Regions from separate parts of the Homo sapiens genome. Here region 2 is linked to region 1. The links are chromatin loops, found by intact Hi-C in ENCODE. Cell type or tissue: ascending aorta. All regions are shown on one strand. Each heading gives the region's core, and the rest is flanking DNA. Links, peaks and the distances in the headings are about the cores only.

The links. A loop is a pair of places that touch in the nucleus more often than their neighbours do. Peaks named below come from ENCODE experiments on the same cell type or tissue, not always from the same donor. Only the 100,000 strongest peaks of a DNase experiment are listed, where the experiment ranks them.
Region 2: it touches region 1 in a loop (2.0-fold over the local background); 2 of 110 quality-filtered maps call a loop at or near these places.

Annotation. Positions count from the first base shown.
Region 1 is chr3:48,040,720-48,052,678 of GRCh38, forward strand. It overlaps a transcript of MAP4 not described here. Among named protein-coding and RNA genes, the nearest start is that of MAP4, 30 kb to the left of the region's middle. In ascending aorta, for the core only: no CTCF peak of the experiment used is centred there; no DNase peak of the experiment used is centred there.
Region 2 is chr3:47,992,470-48,004,428 of GRCh38, forward strand. It overlaps MAP4 (microtubule associated protein 4), which reads right to left. Exons shown (of 21, transcript NM_001385682.1): 2 at 6,169-6,410. The coding sequence starts at 6,391. Among named protein-coding and RNA genes, the nearest start is that of MAP4, 18 kb to the right of the region's middle. In ascending aorta, for the core only: no CTCF peak of the experiment used is centred there; no DNase peak of the experiment used is centred there; H3K4me3 peaks cover 1,219 bases; H3K27ac peaks cover 6,411 bases.

The DNA.
Region 1 (11,959 bases), core at 2,258-10,257:
CACCCAGCTAATTTTTGTATTTTTAGTAGAGACGGGGTTTCACCAATTGGTCAGGCTGGTCTTGAACTGCTGACCTTATGATCTGCCCGCCTCAGCCTCCCAAAGTGCTGGGATTAAAGGCGTGCGTGCGCCACCACATCCAGCCAATTTTTGTATTTTTGATAGAGACGGGGTTTTGCCGTTGTTAGCCAGGCTGGTCTTGAACCCCTGACCTCAGGTATCTGCAAGCCTTGGCCTCCCAAAGTGCTGGGATTACAGGTATAAGCCACCATGCCCAGCCAATAAAATTGTATTTTAAATGCACCAAGTACCTGCGTCAACAATCCAAAAATGATATTAAGAAAACAATTCTGCTTAAAATAGCATAAAAAAATACTTAAAAGAAGTGAACAATTTATTTATTTATTTTGAGATGGAGTTTTGCTCCTGCTGCCCAGGCTGGAGTGCAGTGGCACAATCTTGGCTCACTGCAACCTCCGCCTCCCGGGTTCAAGCGATTCTCCTGCCTCAGCCTCCTGAGTAACAGAGATTACAGGCACATGCCACCATGCCCGGCTAATTTTTGTATTTTTAGTAGAAATGGGGTTTCATAATGTTGGTCAGGCTAGTCTCAAACTCCTGACCTCAGGTAATCCACCTGCCTTGGCCTCCCAAAGTGCTGAGATAACAGGCATAAGCCACCGTGCCCGGCTGAAGTGAACAATTTATACTCTGAAAAATTAAAAAAAAAAAATTCCTGAAAGAAATTAAGGAAGATTTAAATAAATGGAAAGACATTTAAGTTCATGGATCAGAAGATTTAACATTGCTAAGATGGCAATGCTTCCCAAACTGATCTACAGATTCAGGCACAGTGGCTCACTCCTGTAATCCCAACACTTTGGTAGGCCAAACTGGGCATTATTACTTGAGCCCAGGAGTTCAAGACCAGCCTGGGCAACATGGCAAAACCCCATCTCAGTCTGGGTGATGCGGTGCGACCCTGTGTCCAAAAAAATACATGAAAATCACACCAAGCTTCTTTGTAGAAATTGACAATCAATCCTAAAATTCATATGGAAATTCAAGGGACCCAGAATAGCTAAAACAACCCTGAAATAAAAACAAGGTTGACGGACACATACTTTCCACTTTCATAACATACTACAGAAAGCTATAATAGTCAAGACAATGTGGTACTAGTATAAGCACAGACAAAGTCCTGGGAGGGTAGCACACCCGAATTCCACCAGGAGAGATGCTCCTGCTCTCAGGACCTTTCCAGACCTTGTCTTATATATCTCTTCAGCTGGCTATTTATGTGTATCCTTTAAAATATCCTTTGTAATAAACTGGTAAACATGTGTTTTCGAGTTGTGCGAGCTGCTCTAGCAAGTTAAGCCCATGGCTATAAATGGGAACACCAATTTATAGCCAGTCAGTCAGAAGCACAGGTAAAATAAGCGGGAGCTTACAACTGGCATGTGAAGTGTGGGGAGAGGCAGTCTTGGAAACTGAGCCCTCAACCTGTGGAATCTTGATGCTATCTCCAGGTTGATTATGTCAGAATTGAGTGGCTGTCAGCTGCAGAAATGACTGCTTGCTTGCCTGCTGGTGGGGAGAAATCCCCACACATCTGCTTTCAGTAGGGTGCTATAAGAATATCAGCAGTAGGAGAAACGGAGTTTGTTTTTTCCACACACACCTGTATCTAAAATACCAAAAACTCTGGCAACTTAATAATAAAAAGGCAAATTAATTTAAAAATGAACAAAGAATCTGTACATTTCTCCAAAGATAATATACAAATGGCCAATAAACACATTAGTCACCAGAAAAATGAAAGTCAAAACCACAATGAGATCCTACACCCAGTAGCATGACTAAAATAAAAAAAAACAGGTAATGAATGGCAAGTGTTTTAGATGTGGCAAGAACTGGAACCCTCATATACTGCTAATGAGAACATAAAATGGTGCAGCCACCTTGAAAAAGTCTGGGAGCTCCTCAAAAGATTAAACAGAGTTACCATATGAAAGCAGAAATAACCCAAATGTTCCTCAACAAATAAATGATAAATAAAATGAGGTACATACATACAATGGAATATTATTCAGCCATAAAAGGGAATAAAGTCCTAATACATGCTACAAGATGGGTGAACCCTGAAAACATCACAAAAGACCACCTACTATATTAATCTGTGTATATAAAATATCCAGAGTAGGTAAATTTATACAGAAAGTAGATTCATGGTTGCCTGGGGCTTGGGGTTTATTGTATTAGGGAGTGATAAAGAACATGGGATTTCTTTTGGGGGTCATGAAAATGTTCTAGACTTTACTGCACTAATGGTGCACATGTCTGTGAATATACCAAAAAACAATGAATTGTACATTTTATTTATTTATTTATTTTTTGTGATGGAGTCTTGCTCTGTCACCCAGGCTGGAGTACAATGGCATGATCTTGGCTCACTGCAACCTCCGCCTCCTGAGTTCAAGCGATTCTTGTGCCTCAGCCTCCCAAGTAGCCGGGATTACAGGCACGTGTCGCCATGCCCGGCTAATTTTTGTATGTTTAGTAGAGACGGGGTTTTGCCATGTTGGTCAGGCTGGTCTCGAACTCCTGGCCTCAAGTGATCTACCTGCCTCGGCCTTCCAAAGTGCTGTGATTACAGGCATGAGCCACTGTGCCTGGCCTGAATTCTACACTTTAAGTGGGTGAATGGTATGGTATATAAAATATATCTCAACAAAACTGTTACCAAAAAGAGAGATAACACCAAACACATGAAACTTCCTTCCTATGAGATTATTCTTAATACTAGCTTTAAGGATATTTCCTTTTTGCATTACTTTTAGAATATTTTCTACAAATATTATTTTCAGTCAGTCCAAGTTTTTTAAAAGCAAAACTTGTCAAAGGAAACATACTTTGTTAGAGATGCATATACAAACTCTGCAAAGAAAAGGCTAGTTAGGGGGTACCCCTAAAAACTAAGAAGAAAAATTAAACTTTCCACAGTTTACAAACAGGCAGCTTTCATTTTACACAATAGTGCAAAACCGTAAAAGTAAGAATGCACGCTGAAACCATGCAAAGTGATCATAATAATTAATGAGAAAAACTGCAATTGCTCTGTAATCTTTTTTTTTTTAAAATTGAGACGGAGTCTCGCTCTGTGTCCAGTCTAGGGTGCAGTGGCGCGACCTTGGCTCACTGCAATCTCCACTTCCTGGGGTCAAGCGATTCTCCTGCCTCAGCCTCCTGAGTAGCTGGGACTACAGGCACGTGCCACCACACCCAGCTAATGTTTGTATTTTTAGTAGAGATGGGGTTTCACCATGTTGGCCAGGATGGTCTCGATCTCCTGACCTCGTGATCTGCCCACCTAAGCCTCCCAAAGTGCTGGGAGTACAGGCGTGAGCCACTGCACCCAGCCGCTCTGTAATTTTTTTTTGTTTTTGTTTTTTGAGACAGTCTCACTCTGTTGCCCAGGCTGGAGTGCAGTGGCGCAATCTCGGTTCACTGTAAGCTCCACCTCCCAGGTTCATGCCATTCTCCTGCCTCAGCCTCCCGAGTAGCTGGGACTACAGGCACCCGCCACCACGCCCGGCTAATTTTTTTGTATTTTTAGTAGAGACGGGGTTTCACCATGTTAGCCAGGATGGTCTCGATCTCCTGACCTCGTGATCCACCCGCATCAGCCTCCCAAAGTGCTGGGATTACAGGCGTAAGCCACAGTGCCCGGCCGCCACTCTGTAATTTTTAAAAAATTTTGGGCCAGGCACAGTGGCTCATGCCTGTAATCCCAGCACTGGGAGGCCGAGGTGGGCAGATCACTTGAGGTCAGGAGTTCGAGACCACCCTGGCCAACATGGCGAAACCTCATGTCTACTAAAAATACAAAAATTAGCCAGGGGTAGTGGCACACGCCTGTAATCCCAGCTACTTGGGAGGCTGAGGCAGGAGAATTGTTTGAACCTAGGACGGGTTCACTACAGAGGTTGCGTGAGCTGAGACTGCACCACTGTACTCCAGCCTAAGTGACACAGTGAGACTCCATCTCAAAAAATAATTTAAAAAATAAAATAAATATTACCCAGGGGTGGTGGTGAGCACCTGTAATCCCAGCTACTCGGGAGGCTGAGGCAGGAGAATTGCTTGAATCCAGGAGGTAGAGGTTGCAGTGAGCCGAGATCACACTACTGCACTCCAGCCTGGGCAACAGAGCAAGATCCTATCTCAAAAAAAAGAATTTTTTTTTTGTTGAGGCCAGGCACAGTGTCTCACACCTGAGATCCCAGCACTTTGGGAAGCTGAGGCAGGCAAATCACCTGAGGTCAGGAGTTCAAGACCAGCCTGGACAACATGGTGAAAACCCATCTCTACTAAAAATACAAAAAATTAGTCAGGCATGGTGGTGCATGCCTATAATCCCAGCTGCTAGGGAGCCTGAGGCAGGAGAATCGCTTGAACCCAGGAGGCGGAGGTTGCAGTGAGCCGAGATCGCACCACTGTGTTCCAGCCTGGGTGACAAGAGTGAGACTCAGTCTCAAAAAAAAAAAAAAAAAAAATTTCATTGAAACATTAAAAACTCTGTCAGTTATAATTATAGGAAAATTGAAAGAACAGGAAAACTAATCATTAATGCACTAAAGCAGGAGGTGAGCGAAGGGCAGGCGAGCATCTCTGCCTCCTGTCACATCAGTCGTGGCATTAGATTCTCATAAGAGCACAAACCCTACTGTGAACTGTGCATGCGAGGGCTCTAGACTGTGCACTCTTTATGAGAATCCAATGCCTGATGATCTTCTGAGGTGGAAGAGTTTTATCCCGAAAACATCCCCTCCCCCAGCGTCCCCTTCCATGGAAAAACTGTCTTCCACTAAATCAGTGCTAAAAAGGTTGAGGACCACTGCACTAGAGAACATAGAAATATTGAAAATTATAATGTTTAAGTTCTTTGAAAAAATTTATTAGGGGTAGTTTAAATAGTGCTTACATTCTTCTCATCATACAATAGAGACGGGGTTTCACCCTGTTAGCCAGGATGGTCTCGATCTCCTGACCTTGTGATCCGCCTGCCTCGGCCTCCCAAAGTGCTGGGATTACAGGCGTAAGCCACCGCGCCCGGCTGCAATAGACATCTTTTCTATGCCTTAGCCAATTGTCACACTCCTGTCTGAGTCTGGAATAGCATCAAATACTTTATGTTTCATATTTCAATATCACAGAATACCTTCGAGAGTTCTTTCACTACAAAATTTCTTGCATCACTTCTTTTTTTTTTTTTTTTTTTTACCAAACCACTTTCTTCACTTATGTAGATAAGCTCACCTTCACTAAGTTATTTCGGCTACATATCCAGAGTGTTTTGAATGAGAGCATCAGCATTCCCTCAGTGATCTATTTCTTCTATAACTCCATTTGAGTTCAATTTGAATTTCACTTCCACTGTTGTTACTTTTTGGTTTTTTCCTGAACTTTCATCTTTTTCGGCCAATTCTCTCTATCGGTTATCGATTTTTCTTAACTATCACATAGATTTATCACTGGGAGACAAGGAGGTAACACAAACCCATGCTTTGCACAGTTGTTACTTATGTAGTGACAGAAGAGCTGGCAGCGAATTTTGTACTTTATACGATTATTCACAGTTAATATGCTGTGTAAAATTTAAACCATGTTATTAGGGAATTGGTATTATTTAACCAAACCATGGTAAGTGAAAGTGTATATGAGAACCACATAAAGCAACAACTCCCTGTATATCACATCACAAAATCACAGAACTTAAAAGCCTTCTTCACAGTAATCTAGCCACAGTGTGTATGTGGACCCTTGATGTAGTATTAATGACCCGTCTACTTCCTGCCTGACCATTTCAAGTGATGCCCACATTACTTCACAGGGTGGCTCTTTCATTGTTGAACACTTCTAACAGTTAGAAAAATAAAGCCCCCAGCTAGTATAATGGTCAAAAGCACAGGTTCTAAAATCAGACCACCTGAATTCCTATCCTTTCTTTTCCTCTGTTGAGCTAGGTAAATTTGGGCAAGGTATGTAATCTCTCCATGACTGTTTACTCATCTATAAAATAAAAATGTTAGCCGGGCGCGGTGGCTCACGCCTGTAATCCCAGCACTTTGGGAGGCTGAGGCGGGTGGATCACGAGGTCAGGAGATCGAGACCATCCTGGTTAACACGGTTAAACCCCGTCTCTACTAAAAATACAAAAAATGAGCCGGGCGTGGTGGCAGGCGCCTGTAGTCCCAGCTACTCGGGAGGCTGAGGCAGGAGAATGGCGTGAACCCAGGAGGCGGAGCTTGCAGTAAGCCGAGACCACACCACTGCACTCCAGCCTGGGCAACAGAGTGAGACTCCGTCTCAAAAATAAATAAATAAATAAATAAATAAATAAATAAATAAAAATGTTAAGGCCTTCAATCATGAAGTTGTTATGAGGGATGGCAAGTGTTCAGTAAATTATAACCTATATAATTTATCATATTATCATCATCGTCTGTAGAGTGCTTAGTCTTCCTTATCCATCCCCATGTACTTTGGTTCAAACCCCTCACCTAGATTCTGCACTAGACTCAACTGAACACTGACAGTCTCTCACCCAGTTCTCCATATGGTCACCAGAATTATCTCTCTAAAAATAAAATCTGACTCCGGTCAGCATAAACAATTTAGCCTAAAGCCATCAGGTAGGGTAGAGCAAGCAGAGCAAAATCAGAGTCTTCGTTTAGGGGTGGGGAGGAAGCCATGGTGGCTGAAAGCAGGGTATCAAATACCAAGCAAAGTGGGGAGGGAATTCATGTGGTAAGGTGGCCTGGCCCAACATAACTTATAAGGAGTCAAAAGACGGCTACTATTTTAAAAAGATGACATGAAACCTACAAATTGAGGAAACACAATAGTCCAAGAGGGAAAGAAAACCCAACATCTGTCAAGTAGACACAATTACTTACTTTAACTCCATGTTTTCTTGTTTCCTTGTAAACACATGGGTGTTTTGGTGTTCGTTCATTTTGTTATTTTCTTAGCACTGGTTTTCACAAAATTCACTTTCGGAATAAAATTTCATTTGGAATGATGTCTCTCTTGAATTTGTCAACAAAAGGAAACTCCTAGTGATGCCTCATCATCAGCTACACAAATATTTGGTATTTGAAAAAATGCTGGTTCTTTAAAAAACACATTTGTGGTTCTCTATCACTTAAAAAATAAAGAGACAGAGAGAGATGTTTGGCACAGTGACACACAGCCTATAGTTCCATCTACTTGGAAGGCTGAGACAGAAAGGATTGCTTGAGTCCAGGAGTTCAAGGCTGCAATGAGCTATGATTATGCCTGTGAACAGCCACTGTACTGGGCAATGTATCTAGACTCCCATCTTTTAAAAAGAGAGAGAGAAAGAGAAAGTACAAAAGAGAAAAGAAAATGACAAGAACAAAGAAAAAAGCAGACAATATTAACTGTGAATCTAAAATAGGTTGTAGAGCTCCTCCTGATGCTGTAACCTGATCATGGTGCACACTGATAAGCTCCCATTACAACATAAGAAAGCCACAGACAATGGAGCAAGTCATCACCTTCCTTGTATTACAATCTCATGTCCTTGCTTTGGATGCTGTGCCTCCTAACCACACCTAGTAAAAGTAGCATCACTTATTTGGCAACATCTAGTATTTAAGAACCAAGTAAAGGCCTGAAAGGAATTACCAGGCAAGACTGGATGGTACTGTGCAAGGAACACACACTTTATCATCAGGTAGATCCAGATCTCAATTATCTTTTTTTTTTTTTTTTTTTTTTTTTTTTGAGACAAAGTCTTCACTCTGTCACTCAGGCTAGAGTGCAGTGGCAGCGCCAAGGCTCACTGCATCCTCAACCTCCAGGACTCAAGTGATCTCCCACCTCAGCCTCCAGAGTAGCTGAGACCACAGGTGCATGCCGCCACACTGGGCTAATTTTTTAAATTTTTTTGTAGAGACAGGATCTCACTATGTTGCCCAGGCTGGTCTCAAACATTATGACACTGATACATAACTGTTAACTAGACTACAGACCTTATTCAGTTTTCACTATTTTTTTTAACCTGCATTTGTGTGTGTATTTCTAAGCAGTTTTGTCTCATGTATAGATTTTTATAACCACAACTGCAATCAAGATACAGAACTGTTCTGCTACCTCTCTGTATTTATAGCCCCTCCACCTACTACCCCCCTGTCCCCTGGCAATCACTAATCTATTCTTCATCTTTACAGTTTTGTCACTTTGAGAATGTCATATAAATGGAACTATATAATATGTGACCTCTTGAGATAAGCTTTTCCACTAAGCACATTACCCTTGTAGTCTATTCAAGGTGTTGCAGGTTATCTATAGCTTGCTTGTTCCTTTTGATTACTCAGTAGTATTCCATGCTATGGATGTCATATGTTTTGCTTTACACTTGTTGACACAACATTTGGATTGGTTCACATTTTGCTGTTTTGAATAAGTCTGCTATGAACAGTTACGTACAAGTTTTTAAGTGAACATAAATTTTATTTTATTTGGAGTAAATAACCAAAGGAGTGATTTCTGGGTAGTATGGTAAGTACATGTTTAATTTTTAAAGAAACTGCCAGCTGGATCCAGCACCTGTAATCCTAGCACTTTGGGAGGCCAAGGCAGGAGGATCGTTTGAGCCTAGGAGTCTGAGACCAGTCTGAGTAACATAACCGTACCCTGTCTCTACAAAAAATGCAAAAATCAGCCGGGCATGATAGTGCATACCTATAGACCCAGCTACTTGGGAGGATGAAGTGGGAAGATCACTTGAGCCCAGGAGTTCAGGTTGCAGTGAGCAATGATGGCACCACTGCACTCCAGCCAGGGTAACAGAGTGAGACCAGGTCTACTAAAAAAATTGACTAGTAAAAATTAAATTAAGGCCAGGTGTGGTGGCTCATGCCTGTAATCCCAGCACTTTGGGAGGCCAAGGCAGGCGGATCGCGACGTCAGGAGTTTGAGACCAGCCTGGCCAACATAGTGAAACCCTGTCTCTACTAAAAACACACACACAAAAAAATAGCTGGGCATGGTGGCGCGTGCCTGTAGTCCCAGCTACTCGGGAGGCTGAGGTAGTAGAATTGCTTGAACCCAGGAGGTGGAGGTTGCAGTGAGCCGAGATCGCACCACTGCACTCCAGCTTGGGCAACAGAGTGAGACTTCGTCTGGGAAAAAAAATAAATTAATTAAATTAAATTAAAAATTTTTGGCCGGGTGCAGTGGCCCATACCTGTAATCCCAGCAATTTGGGAGGCCAAGGCGGGTGGATCACCGGAGGTCAAGAGTTTGAGACCAGCCTGGCCAACATGGTGAAACCCCGTCTCTACTAAAAATACAAAAAGTAGCTGGGCGTGGTGGCACACACCTGTAATCCCAGCTACTCGGGAGGTTGAGGCAGGAGAATCGCTTGAACCCGGGAGCCAGAGATTGAAGTGAGCCGAGATGACACTACTGCACTCCAGCCTGGCAAAAGAGCGAGACTCCATCTCAAAAAAAAAAAAAAAATAGTAAAGTCAAAAGGCAAATAACGGAGTAGAAGAAAATATTTGTGTTACATGTACTACACAATGGATTAATTTTTATAATATACTAAGTGCTCTCACAAACAAACAGAACAACTATCAACAACCCAACAGAAAAATGAGTCCAGGACACAAACTCTTCATAGAAATCCAAATAATAAATGTGAAAAAAAAATTCAGCCTCTTTCATCTAAAAAGAAATACAAATTAAACAATGAGATACTATTTTTCATTTCTCAGAAAGATTCGGTTTTCATTTAATATTCCTGTATTATCTGATTTTCTTAGTGTTGTTTCAATTTATCATAAACTTAAAAAAAAAAAAAAACTATAGAGGACGTGCGCGGTGGCCCACAACTGTAATCCCAACACTTTGGGAGGCTGAGGCAGGCGGATCACAGGTCAAGAGATCGAGACCATCCTGGCCAACATGGTGAAATCCATCTCTACTGAAACTACAAAACTTAGCTGGGCATGGTGGCGCATGCCTGTAATCCCAGCTACTCGGGAGGCTGAGGCAAGAGAATCGCTTGAACCCAGGAGGCAGAGGTTGCGGTGAGCTGAGATCGCGCCATTGCACTCCAGCCTGGGCAACAAGAGTGAAACTCCATCTCAAAAAAAAAAAAAAGGCAGAAAGCCAAAACTATTCTAAAAGATTTTTCTTTAATCCCTCATATATCGCGGTACAAAAATTGACAAACAGAGAAAAGAATGGAAGAATGAGGGAAGGGAACACAAACATCTTGGATTCACAGTCTATGCAAATGCTAATCAAATCACCTTTGAAAACCATTCAATTTCCACACACACACACACACACACACACACACACACACTTAGGCTGGCTGTGGTGGCTCATGCCTGTAATCCCAGCACTTTGGGAGGCCAAGGTGGATGGATCATCTGAGGTCAGGAGTTCAAGACCAGCCTGGGCAACATGGCAAAACCCCGTCTCTACTAAAAATACAAAAATTAGCTGGGTGTGGTGGTGTGCACCTGTAATCCCAGCTACCAGGAGGCTGAGGCAGGAGAACTGCTTGAACCCGGGAGGCAGAGGCTGCAGTGAGACAGAGCAAGACTCTCTCTGAAAACAAAAACAAAAGAAAATTTAAAAAATTAAACACACACACTCAGACCCACATATCCTTTTCAAGTCAACCAAACCACAGCCAGTCTTTAATTTCTTTATAGCACCATTGAGACTCTTAAATTTCTTTGAAATAAACTATAAAAATCAGACTCTTCTACACATTCTTTTTTATGGTTATTGATTTTGGCAAGATAGGAGGATTAAAAGAGGGAATAGTCTATACAGCTATGTGAAGTCTACCAATCTAGATATCCATCAATTATGAAATAACTAAGAATCATTTTAGTTCAAACTACCACCACATAATCATGTTCATTCAACAACTACATCCCAGGCTCTAGACTAGGGTTCATGGCTCCCAGCGAGGACATCATACTATTCCAGACTAGACTAAACTGAGTCCCTTAGGTCCCTAAGACTCTTTTTTCTATCATCTGTATAACCCCAATACATTTAACAATTTTACATAAATTATAAATCGACCATGTAAGATAATATCCTACTGCCAATGTGAGGGCTAAAAATTTGATCTTGCAATTTGTTTAGTCTAACTCTCTTCCAGAGTTTCTTAACACCTTCACTACTGAAATTTTGGACAAGAAAATTGTTATGAGAGGTTGTCCTCTAAACTGGAAGATGTTTAATAGCATGCCAATAGCACCTTCCCAGTTGTGACCCATGAGAATGTTTCCAGACACTGTCAAATGTCCCCTAAAGGGCAAAATCACAACTCTACCCCTACGCCAACTGAGAGCCATACACCATAAAAATCTAGGAGTTGTGAGTGCAGGGAAATGGAAGGATTAGGTGGAAGAGTAGCTAAGGAGAACAGGGTGGGTTTTTTTGTTTTTGTTTTTTGAGACAGAGTCTCGCTCTGTCGCCCAGGCTGGAGTGCGGTGGCGCGATCTTGGCTCACTGCAACCTCCACGTCCTGGTTCAAGCTATTCTCGTGCCTCAGCCTCCCGAGTAGCTGGGATTATAGGCGTGCACTATCACACCCAGCTAACTTTTTGTATTCTTAGGAAAGACAGGGTTTCGCTATATCGGTCGGGCTGGTCTTGAACTCCTGGCCTCAAGTGATCTACCCGCCTCAGCATCCCAAAGTGCTGGGATTACTGGTGTGAGCCACCGCGTCCTGCCTGAGTAATGAAAATGTTCTAAAACTGATTGTGGTAATGGATGCACAACTGTGAAAATACTGAAAACCACTGAACTGTACATTTTAAGTGGCTGAACTGTATGTTTTATAAATTGTATCTCAATAGAGCTATTCTTTTTAAAATTCAGATTCTGGACT
Region 2 (11,959 bases), core at 1,356-9,355, 49 kb before region 1:
GGCTGCAGCACAGTGGTGCTTTTATGGCTCACTGCAGCCTCGACCTCTGGGGCTCAAGTGATTGCCTCCTACCTCAGCTTCCTGTGTAGCTCGGACTACAGGCGCACACTACCACGCCCAGCTATAATTATAAACTTTAAACATGGTATCTTCAACAAGTTCGTGGAAAATGCATTCTATGAAAAAATTATTCATGGATTTCAAGGGAGTTTTTTTGTATCAAAATAACTCATACTCCAGCCTGACCAATATGGCGAAACCCCATCTCTACTAAAAATACAAAAATTAGCTGGGCATGGTAGCATGTGCCTATAAGCCCAGCTACTCAGGAGGCTGAGGCAGGAGAATCTCTTGAACACAGGAGGTAGAGGTTGCAGTGAGCCGAGACTGTGCCACCGCACTCCAGCCTGGGTGACAGAGAGACACTCCATCTTAAAAAAAAAAAAAAAAAGCTCATACTAACTTGTTATAACACGTCTGAACAGGATCTAGTTTGAAGCACTAAAAAGGATAAAACATCAGTTTGAAAAGAGCCCCTAATAAAGCAACATGAATTCTGCTAAAATTGAAGCAAAAGCAAATGGTAAATTTATGGTGAAGCTTGGATGAAAGAATGGTGAAATCACTGATGCTTTGTGTAAAGTTTATGGGGACAATGCCCCAAACAAATCAGTAGTTTACACATGAATAACTTGTTTTAAGACATCAGCCAGATGCAGTGGTCCGCACCTATAGTCCCAGCTACTTGGAAGGCTGAGACAGGAGGATCACTTGAGCCCAGGAGTTCAAGGCTGTAGTGTGCTATGGTTACACCTGTAAATAGTCACTATACTCTAATTTGGGCAATGTAGTAAGACTCTGTCTCAAAAAAAGAAAAAAAATAAAGGAGGAGATGATGTTGAAGATGAAGCCCACCGTGGCAGACCACCAATATCAATTTGAGAGGAAAAAAGAATGATCTAATTGAAGAGGATTGACAATTAGCAGAAACAATAGCCAATACCACAGACATCTCAATTGGTTCAGTTTATACAATTTTGGCTGATAAATTAAAATTGAGCAAACTTTCCACTCAACTGGTGCCAAAATGGTTGCATCCAGATGAGCTGCAAAGAGCAGAGCTTTCGATGTAAATTTTAAACAAGTGGGATCAAGATCCTGAAGCATTTCTTTGAAGAATTGTAACAGGAGATGAAATATGGTTTTACCAGTATAATCCTAAAGACAAAGCACAATCAAAGCAATGGCTACCAAGAGGCGTAAGTGCTGTAGTCAAAGCAAAAGTGGATCAGTCAAGAGCAAACACAAGAGTTTTTTAGGATGCTCAAAGCACTTTGTCTGTTGACTTTCTGGAGAGCCAAAGAATGACAACATCTTATTATGAGGGTGTTTTGAGAAAGTCAGCCAATGCTTTAGCAGAAAAACAGCCAGGAAAGCTTCATCAGAGAGTCCTTCTCCACCAGGACAATGCTCCTGTTCATTCCTTTCATCAACAAAGATAATTTGTGACAGTTTTGATGAGAAATCATTAGGCAACCACCTTACAACAGTCCTGATTTGGTTCCTTCTTTTTTGTTTCCTAATCTTTAAAAAAATCTTTGGTAGCAACAAAAAATTAAAAACTTAAACCAAAAAAAACTTTAAAGGGCATCCATTTTTCTTCATTTCTTCATTTTTCTTCATTTAATAATGTAAAAAAGCCAGGCACAGTGGCTCACACCTATAATCCCAGCACAAAAGAAAAACAAATATTTACTCCAAAAAATTTGGATTCCTTAATGGAAAACGGGAAAATCTATTCTCTCTTAATCCATAATGCACGGTGGAGACATTTGTTCTTTGACTGACTAACATAAACAAAGAAAACCTAGTATGAAGAAAGGAATGATAAGATGTAAATATGGTAGCAACTAGTCATGGTTGAGATGCTCTTCCCATCCTAATATTAACTTACCCTCATCAGTCATAGGTGAAAGAAGCTAGCTGCTTTTCGTTTTCTAATTTCCTTTAACTGTGCATTGTTTCCATCATCTGGGAATGAGCCTAGGTGGATAAGGACAGTGAGGTGGTAGCAGTAGATTTTCTTGTGCTTCATCTTGAGTTATTTGATCCATGTAACATTAACTTGGCCCAAGAGGAGGAAAGTTTTTAAGACATTATTTTATTTATAAAAAATTAAATCCTCCCTGCTACTTTTGATATGTAAATGGTGGCTCATGCCTGTAATCCCAGCACTTTGGGAGGCCAAGGCAAGTGGATCACCTGAGGTCAGGAGTTTGAGACCAGCCTGGCCAACAGGGCGAAACCCCATCTCTACTAAAAATACAAAAATTAGCCAGGCATGGTGGTGCAGGCCTGTAATCCCAGCTACTGGGGTGTTGAGGCAGGAGGATCGCTTGAACCTGGGAGGCGGAGGATGCAGTGAGCAGAGATCGTGCCACTGCACTCCAGCCTGTGCAATAGAGCGGGACTCCATCTCAAAAAAAAAAAAAAAAAGTTCATTAACTCAGAAAGACTACTCCAGAAATTGGCGAGTGGTTACTCCAGGAAGGAGAACTGTCTGGCTAGGGTGTAGGGATTGGGAGAATTTGTTTTACCGTACATCCCTTTGGACCAATTGGATTTTGTACATGTGTATTTTTTAGCCTGTTCAAAAAATGTATGAGTTTCTGGAAAATTGAATTAAAGGATAAAAATAAAATATGAACTTTACTTCTCAACATAAGCTTTTGCAACATCAAGATACTTTTGTAAGCAATGATAGCAACTTTTTTTCTTTTCTTTTTTTTTTTTTTTTTTGAGACAGAGTCTCGTTCTCTCGCCCAGGCTGGAGTGCAGTGGCACGCTCTCCACTCACTGCCACCTCCGCCTCCCAGGTTCAAGTGATTCTTGTACCTCAGCCTCCTGAGTACCTGGGATTACAGGTGCACACCATTACCCCTGGCTAATTTTTGTATTTTTAGTAGAGGTATGGTTTCACCATGTTGGCCAGGCTGGTCTCAAACTCCTGACCTCAGGTGAGCCACCTGCCTTGGTCTCCCAAAGTGCTGGGATTACAGGCGTGAGCCACTGCACCTGGTCTGGAGTAAATATTTATATGGATATAATTAGAACTCTCGGTACTTTTTTAAATGAGTTGTGGTCTGCCCCCCCTCCCCAACACACAAATTAAACATATATTAAGGAAGCAGGTTTTCTTCTTCCACTTGGCTGTAGAAAGCCAAAAGCAACGTCACTCCCACCCTAACAACAAGAAACAGCCATATCAACTACAAAAAACTTGAATTAATTGGAAAGCCACCTAGTAGTATGAAATCCAAAGAAAAACAAGCCCCTCCAGGAAATATGGGAGGTGAACACCAGCTCTCCTGTATCAGAGCATGTGCAGAAGAGACATTGGGTACCCTACAAGCAGGTAAGAAAAATTCAAGTAAAAATTGTAGTGATTTGTCAAAGGTAAATGAAGGCTAGCATGAGACTATGGGGCCCCTCAAATCCACAGACACAAAGGGAATTCACACTCATTTGCAGGATTGTCTTCACAGATGTCTGCCGCATGCTCACAGGAAAGATTGGAAGCAGGGTGAGGGACCAGACAGAGCCTCCCTCCATGGTACAGACCTGGAGAAGGCCACCACCATTAAGGGAAAAGCATGAACCCCTCCCACTGGGATCTTTCTCTCCTGGGGAAGGAGTACAAACCCTGTCAACCCCAGAGCACACAAGAAGACCGGCTGTAGCTAGGGAAAGAGTAATAGAAACATACTTTATAAACCTGAGAGAGGAGCAAGAAAAACTCCTCATCCAGGATCCTACACCAATACCATGAGAAGACGCTACTACTGTGAAAAGGATAATAACGTTGAGAAAGACCCAAACCGTGAGATTAAGCACAGGATTAAGCACAAAATGGGACAATAAAAAAACAAACTCTGCCTGCCACCTGGCTAGAACTCTTCCGATAAGAGAGAAAAGAGCATGGACAAGGACCCCTCTGAGGCACGGGTACACAGGGAAGGCTGAAAGAGTGGAGCAAGCACATTAAAGAAATACCTTCCAGGGCCTCAGTCCCCACTCTAAGCATAGAATTAAAGGGATTGAAGACAGTAGTACACTGAAGGCAATTACGGTAATGACAAAACCCAAAACTAGCTCAGCTCCTGTTAAAATGACTAAACCCAAGAGACATGCCTATTTCCAACCATAACACCTTTTGGCCTCAGCCTACTATTTTACATGTGAGATCCAGCATTCAATCAAAAACTAAGACACACACACACACACACACACACACACACACACAGAGCAATCAGACTGAGAGATGACCCAGATTTTCAAATTATCACACAGAGATTTAAAACAACTATGATTAATATGTTAAAGTCTACAGTAGAAAAGGTGGAAAACATAGGTGAACAGATGGGAAATTTTGACAGAAATAAGGAAGCTTATAAGAGAGGCAAACAGAAATGCTAGAAATTAAAAACATAAAAAATGCTAAAGTAGATAATGCCACTGAAAGCTCATCATTAGATTCAACACAACTATGAAAAGATCAGGGAATTGGAAGATAGGTCAAAAGAAAGTACCCAAAGTAAAACACAAACAGAAATAAAGAGAGAAAAAAACCAACAATGCATCCAAGAGATACAGGACACTATCCAACAATTTAACAAAAATATAATTGGAATCCCAGGAGAAAAGAAAAAGAATGGGGCAGAAGAAATATTTTAAAAGATAATGGCCAAAAATTTCCCAGCTGACTTAACCACTTCAAAAGCACAGATCAAGAAGCTCAGAAAAGCCCAAGAAGAAAACTTCCAAAATATCATCTAAACACAACATATTTAAACTGCTAAAAAAAAAAAAAAAAAAAGATAAAATCTTAAAGGCAGACACAAAGAGGAATTCACAAAGGAAATATTTTTAAATATTTTTAAATGAATGAAAATAAAAATACAACATATCAAAATCCATGGGACACAGCTAAAATGGTGATTAGAGGGTAATTTATAACATTAAGTAATTACATTAGAAAAGAAATGTCTCAGATCAAAACCTGATTTAAGCTGTCACCTTAAGAAACCAGAAAAAGAATAAATCAACTTAAGTAAACAGAAGAAAGGAAAAAACAAAGATATGAGAAGAAATTAAAAACAGAAAGACAATAGAAAAAAATTAATGAAACCAAAAGCTGGATCTTTCAATACAATTGATAAACCTCTACCTAGACTTATCAAAGAAAGAAAGAAAGAAAGAAAGAAAGAAACATCACAAATTACTAGTATAAGAAATGAAAAAGGGGACATAATAGATCCTACAGACATTAAAAGCATATCTCCATTAATCTGCAACATTTATGCCAGGAAAGGGACCAAGGAATTCCTTGAAAGATACAAACTACCAAAGCTAACTTAAGAAACAGATAACTGGAATAGTTCTATGATCTCTGAAAGAAACTAAATTCCTAGTTTAAAAATCCGACAGAAAATTCCAGGCCCAGATAGCTTTATTGATGAATTCTATCAAACACTGAAAAGAAGAAAAAATATCAATTCTATGCAAACTATTCTAGAAAAGAGAAAGAAGGGAACACTTCCCAATTCATTTTATGAAGTCGGCGTGACCTCAATTCTAAAACTGGACAGAAGACATTATGAGAAAACTACAGACCAATTCCCTCATGAACACAGATACAAAAATACTCAGCCAATTATTAGCACATCTGATCCAGGAAAATGGCAAATTTCTCTTAAAGGCTTTAATTATGCTTTAATCCTGAGGTGGGATGACTCCAAAGACAACAAATGGCATCTGATTCCAGTCTAAATGAAGTTCTGATATAACCGCAGAATTTTATTTAACTTTTCAAAGCTACTTTCAGAGAAAAGGCACAGTAGACAGTTTAATTTAGGAAATTAAGAAGAAGATTATATGGTTGTTGAAACATTAGAGAAGAAACATTAGGGTTAAAAGTCATCCACAGACTCATGAACGCTCACTCAAAGGGTGGTAAGTCTACCTCCTCGGTATCTAACAAAGAAACATAAAGTTACTAGCCTACACTAAAAAAACTCAGCTCAATTCTCAGTTTCCAAGATTATACCAAAGGCATAATCCCTAACCTGCTTTCTGAACATATATAAGCAGTCTGGTTTAAATACTTACCTTCAATCTGGCTAGTTTCTGAGCACGGTTTCTTCTTTGACTCTGAGTTCCCGGTTTTCTCATCAACATCCAGGAGAGGAATATAGTCTGTTTTTCCAACAGTTTCTCCCACAACATCATCAAAGGCCTCTGCCTCTAGTGTGGCAATGAAGTCCCGCTTTATCTCTCCCTCAATGTCTGGAGATGGTTCTGTTAATGCATCTGCAAGACTGAGGTCAGCCATTCTGCACCACTGCAACTGCCTGGTGAAGAGGAAAAAGATCTTTCATGTAACGAGCACTGCAAAAGGAAAAACATTTCTAGAAACTCTTGTCAATTGTTTGAAACAAACAAAAGAATCAAAATCTAAGATTTTACAGCTAGAAGAGGCTCCCTCATTTGAAAGATGAGAAAAATAAAGCTAAGAAATGGACAGTCTGACCCAAGGTAACTCACCGCTAGTTACTCTTTTCTCACATTTCTGGGGGTGGAGGGAGGTGGTGGTGGCAGGACAAAGCAATTGCAATTGTGTCCTTTCTATTTATAAGAAAAGTGAGGTGTAAAAAAACCCCACAATCAACATATCCAAAGCTATAGCCAGTAAGATTCAAATCAGGTCTTTACATAGTTACATTACTATCGGACAAATGAAATCAACTTTCTTGACCAAAGACTGTGAGTATGGATCTTATCTTGGAGTGAGTACCTGCTTCTTCATGAATCACTTGTGGATAGTCCTGTCAACCAAACTACTTAGCCCTGCCAGCATAAAAAAAAAAAGACACGTTTCCCTCAATTAGCTAAGGGAGATGGTCCCTCTCTGTAGTCACGTATATTACCATTTTTACAGACTACCAGCTTCTTAATTACATAATCTGCAGTTAAGTAAATCTACTGGCAGCCATAAAAAAGAACGAGATCATGTCCTTTGTGGGAACATAGATGGGAAGCAGGAGGATATTATCCGCAGCAAACTGACGCAGGAACAGAAAACCAAATACCACATGTTCTTACTTGTAAGTGGAAGCTAAATGATAACTTACGAATACAAAGAAACTGCAGACACTGGGGTCTCCTGGAGGGTGGAGGGTGGGAGGAGGGAAAGGAGCAGAAAAGATAACTATTGGGTACTAGACTTAATTGAAATAATCTGTACAACAAACCCTTGTGACATGTGTTTACCTATGCAACAAACCTTCACATATACCCTTGAACCTAAAATAAAGTTTAAAAAAAAAAAAAAAGTAAATCTATAAGCAAACCATAGGTGAATAGCCTAGAAAATACAGAAATAATGTAGTAAAAAGAGCCAAAGGGGCCAGGTGCAGTGGCTCACACCTGTAATCCCAGCACTTTGGGAGGCCGAGGCAGGAGGATCACTTGAGACCAGGAGTTCAAGACCAGCCTGGCCAACATGGTGAAACCCCATCTCTACTAAAAATGCAAAAATTAGCAAGGCATGGTGGTGGACACCTATAATCCCAGCTACTTGTGAGGCTGAGGTACGAGAATCGCTTGAACCCGGGAGATGGAGGCTACAGTGAACCGAGGTTGCGCCACTGCACTCCAGCATGGGCGACAGAGGAAGTCTCCGACTCCCCCATCAAAAAAAAAAAAAAAAAAAAAAAAAAGAGCCAAAGGCCTGCAATAAATTGGGCACCATTCAAATGCAGGGCATAATAGGAAATAAAGTGTGCAAGGTACTACGCCTGCTTTCAAAAAGTCTAACAGAAACTCCAAGAGACTCCATAGGATAAGTTGACATATAAGCTATGTTGTTGACAAGGTAAATACAAGTCAAACAGATCCTTAGTTGCACAATGTAATGGCCACTACTTGTGTTTGTCCAGAAATCTATTCTTCCTATCTCCCCTAATACAAACCAATCCCTACCCCTATAGGGTTTGGGACATGACTAGAGTTGGGTCAATCAGAAGTCAAGAAGAAGACAGTTGGAAAGGATCATTTATTGACTACACGCTGGAAGAAAAGTCCATGAGTGACAGCTATTTAGTTGCCCTGGTTGACTACTTCAAGTCTAAGTGAGCGGCCTTCATCTTTCTTTTGCCTAATTTAGCCAATCTATTTCTGTTGTTTACAATGGAAGAATCTCAACTAATACACAGTCTTTCTCCAACCCAAACTTGAAAAAGTAAAAATATACTATGATTCAAGCCACTTAATTTTCAGGCTTTCCTTTCAAGCTGTTATCCACCGTCTACCTCTCTCCAACAAATGTACTTAGGAAAAAGAAATAGAATTAAAGCAAGGAATATGGTCCTATCTTCCTTCCTTCTTATTTTATCTTCATCTTTGTTCCCACACACTCCTCTCCTCCCACTTACATGCTGTGAGGCTACCATGATTACAAAACATGTACAAAGCAAATACTTCCAGACCCTGAAAAATCAGAAGTCATCGTACCCCCAATTCCCAAATCCAACAAGCAAAGGGTGTTGCTATATATTAGAGTGGTGGCACAGAGGCTTAAGAATCAAGATCCGATACCCAAATAAGTACAGACAGGATAATTAAGGCCAGGGGCAAGATCTACATCTTCTAGGCAAGTGTCTAGAAAAAAAAGATAGTATGTGTTCAGTACTGGGAATGCTGGAGATAGTTTGTCTCTACCTATATGGAGCTTAGTGAAAACATTCATTACATATTCTTTATATTATCTAAGAAAAAAATACAATACCAAGATTTGGAAAGATATTAAATAATCAATTATATTTATATAGACTTCCAAATAAAATCTAAAAATTTCAAATAAATTTAAGCCTTCTTCCATGTGCCTAATTTTATGAGTTTTCCTATTTGAAATAACAACCTTAATTCCTCATCAATAATTTTAAATGATTATCTTTTCAAATTCTAGGTAGTACCATTATACAAAAATGTAGTAGAAAAGAGCTGTTTCTCTGATTTCTTTTCTTTTTGAGGCAGAGTCTTGCCTCACTGCAACCTCCACCTCCCAGGTTCAAGTGATCCTCCTGCCTCAGCCTCTCTAGTAGCTGGGATTACAGGTACGCACCGCCACACCCAGCTAATTTTTGCATTTTTAGTAGAGACAGGGTGCCACCATGTTGGTTAGGCTGGTCTCGAACTCCTGACCTCAAAGTGATCCACCCACCTCGGCCTCCCAAAGTGCCAGGATTACAGGTGTGAGCCCCTGCGCCCAGCCTGCTTACTTTTCTTAAAGCAAATGTGATATTTAAATTTCCTGTGACTATACTAATGAGTTCCTAAATCATATCTTTTTATTTTTTATTTTTTTCAGACAGAGTTTCACTCTTGTTGCCCAGGCTGGAGTGCAACGGCACCATCTCAGCTCACCGGAACCTCCACCTCCCAGGTTCATGCGACTCTGTCATCATACTACTTGGAATTTGATGAAGTTCATTTAGGTCTCAAAAAATGTCAAAAGATACGTGTGACCCAGATGTGGTGGCATGCACCTGTAGTTCTAGCCTTTCAGGAGGCTGGGGCAGGGAGATTGTAACTAGGAGTTCCAAGCTATAGTGTGCAATGATCACGTCTGTGAATAGCCACCACAACTCCAGGTGTGGAGCCACGATTGCATCACTGCACTCTAGCCTGGGTGACAGAGCAAGACTCTAGTCTCAAAAAGAAAAAAAAAAGAAAAAAAAAATCACACTCTGAGCCAGGCGTGGTGGTTCACACCTGTAATCCCAGCACTTTCAGAGGCTGAAGTGGGAGGATTACTTGAGACTAGGAATTCAAGACCAGCTAGGCAACATACTGAGACCCTGCCTCTACAAAAACTAAAAAAAAATTAGCTGGGTACGGTGGCATACACTTATAGTCCTAGCTACTCAGGAAGCTGAAGTGTCACAATCGCTTGAACCCGGGAGTTTAAGACTGCAGTGAGCCATGATTGTGATGGCACCACTGTACTCCAGCCTGGGTGACAGAGTGAGACCCTGTCTCAAAAAATTTTTAAAAATAAAAATAAAAAATAAATAGGGTACAGAGGCTCATGCCTGTAACCCCAACAATTTGAGAGCCTGAGGCAGCTGGATCACTTGAGGCCAGGAGTTCGAGACCAGCCTGGCCAACACGGTGAAACCCCATTTCTACTAAAAACACAAAAATTAGCTGGGCGTGGTATCACATACTTGTGGTCCCAGTTAGGAGGCTGAGGCATGAGAATCACTGGAACCTGGGAGGTGGAGGTTGCAGTGAGCCGAGATTGCACCACTGTACTCCAGCCTGGGTGACAGAAAATTTGTCTCAAAAAACAAAAATTAAATTTAAAAACTTTTAAATAAATAAGTAAAAAATAAATCACACTCTGGCTGTTAACATTAAGGCCAAAAATAAATAAATAAATAAATAAATAAATAAATAAATAAATTTAATTCCATTTAGAAATATCTAATAACTATAATAAAGTTAAATCCAATTTAATCAGTCTGTTAGAAGAAAAATAGCGACAAGAGCAAATTATGTCAAAGAAAGACACGCACTGAGAGAGTTTAATAATAGATGTCATAAAGAAGCTGTTGAATCTTCTCCATAAAAAAGTAAATATGGGCCGGGCGCAATGGCTCACACCTGTAATCCCAGCACTTTGGGAGGCTGACGTAGGCAGATCACAAAGTCAGAAGATCGAGACCATCCTGGTTAACATGGTGAAACCTCCTCTCTACTAAAAATACAAAATATTAGCCAAGCATGGTGGTGGGCACCTGTAATCCCAGCTGCTCGGGAGGCTGAGGCAGGAGAATCGCTTGAACCCAGGAGGTGGAGGTTGCAGTGAGCAGAGATCGCGCCACTGCACTCCAGCCTGGGTGACAGAGTGAGACTCCTTCTCAAAAAAAAAAAAAAAAAAAACATATTAAATTGTACAAAACTGTTATGATCAGCCATTCCAAAGCACTGGACATCAACAAACTGTAGAACACAAGTTGAGAAGCTTTGCATTCTCGAAATCTGCTTGAGCTTTGGTTAAGACCAGGAAGAGTCTATGGCCCTTTTGTCTAGAGCTGTTTCCACTCCCATCTTAGCCCACAGCTCAGTTTGGTCAGCAAGAATTACACTTTTATTAGTGTGATGGTTAACACTGAGCATCAACTTGATTGGAATAAAGGATGCAACATTGATCCTGGGTGTGTCTGTGAGGGTGTTGCCAAAGGAGATTAACATTTGAGTCAGTGGGCTGGGGAAGGCAGACACACCCTTAATTGGGTGGGCACCATCTAATCAGCCACCAGCGAACATAAAGCAGGCAGAAAAATATGAAGAGGCAAGAGGGGCCTAGCCTCCCAGTCTACATCTTTCTCCTGTGCTGGATACTTTCTGCCCTCGAACATCGGACTCCACGTTCTTCAGTTTTGGGACTTGGACTGGCTTTCCTCGCTCCTCAGCTTGCAGACAGCCTTTTGTGGGACCCTGTGATTGTGTAAGTCAATACTTACTAAATTCCTCTTTTTATAAACATACATATATATCCTATTAGTTCTGTTCCTCTAAGAAAACTCTGACCCCAGACTAACACAGACTCTGGTACCAGGAGTGGTTCCAGAGGAACAGAATGTTAAGGATGGAGTTCTTTTGTTGGTTTGGGGGTTTCTGGAGTTGGCTGCTTAATATGATTGATCCAAAAATGCTGAGGACTCTACTTCTAATAGCATGGAGAACATTCATAGTCCTTGGCGTGAACTATTTAGAGAGTTATGCAAAATAAATGCATTTGACACTCCTGATTCACTGCTCATGAAAGGTAAGGACTTTAGTGACTCTATACATAATACCTTTGACCATATGTGGAAAACCAACGAACATAATG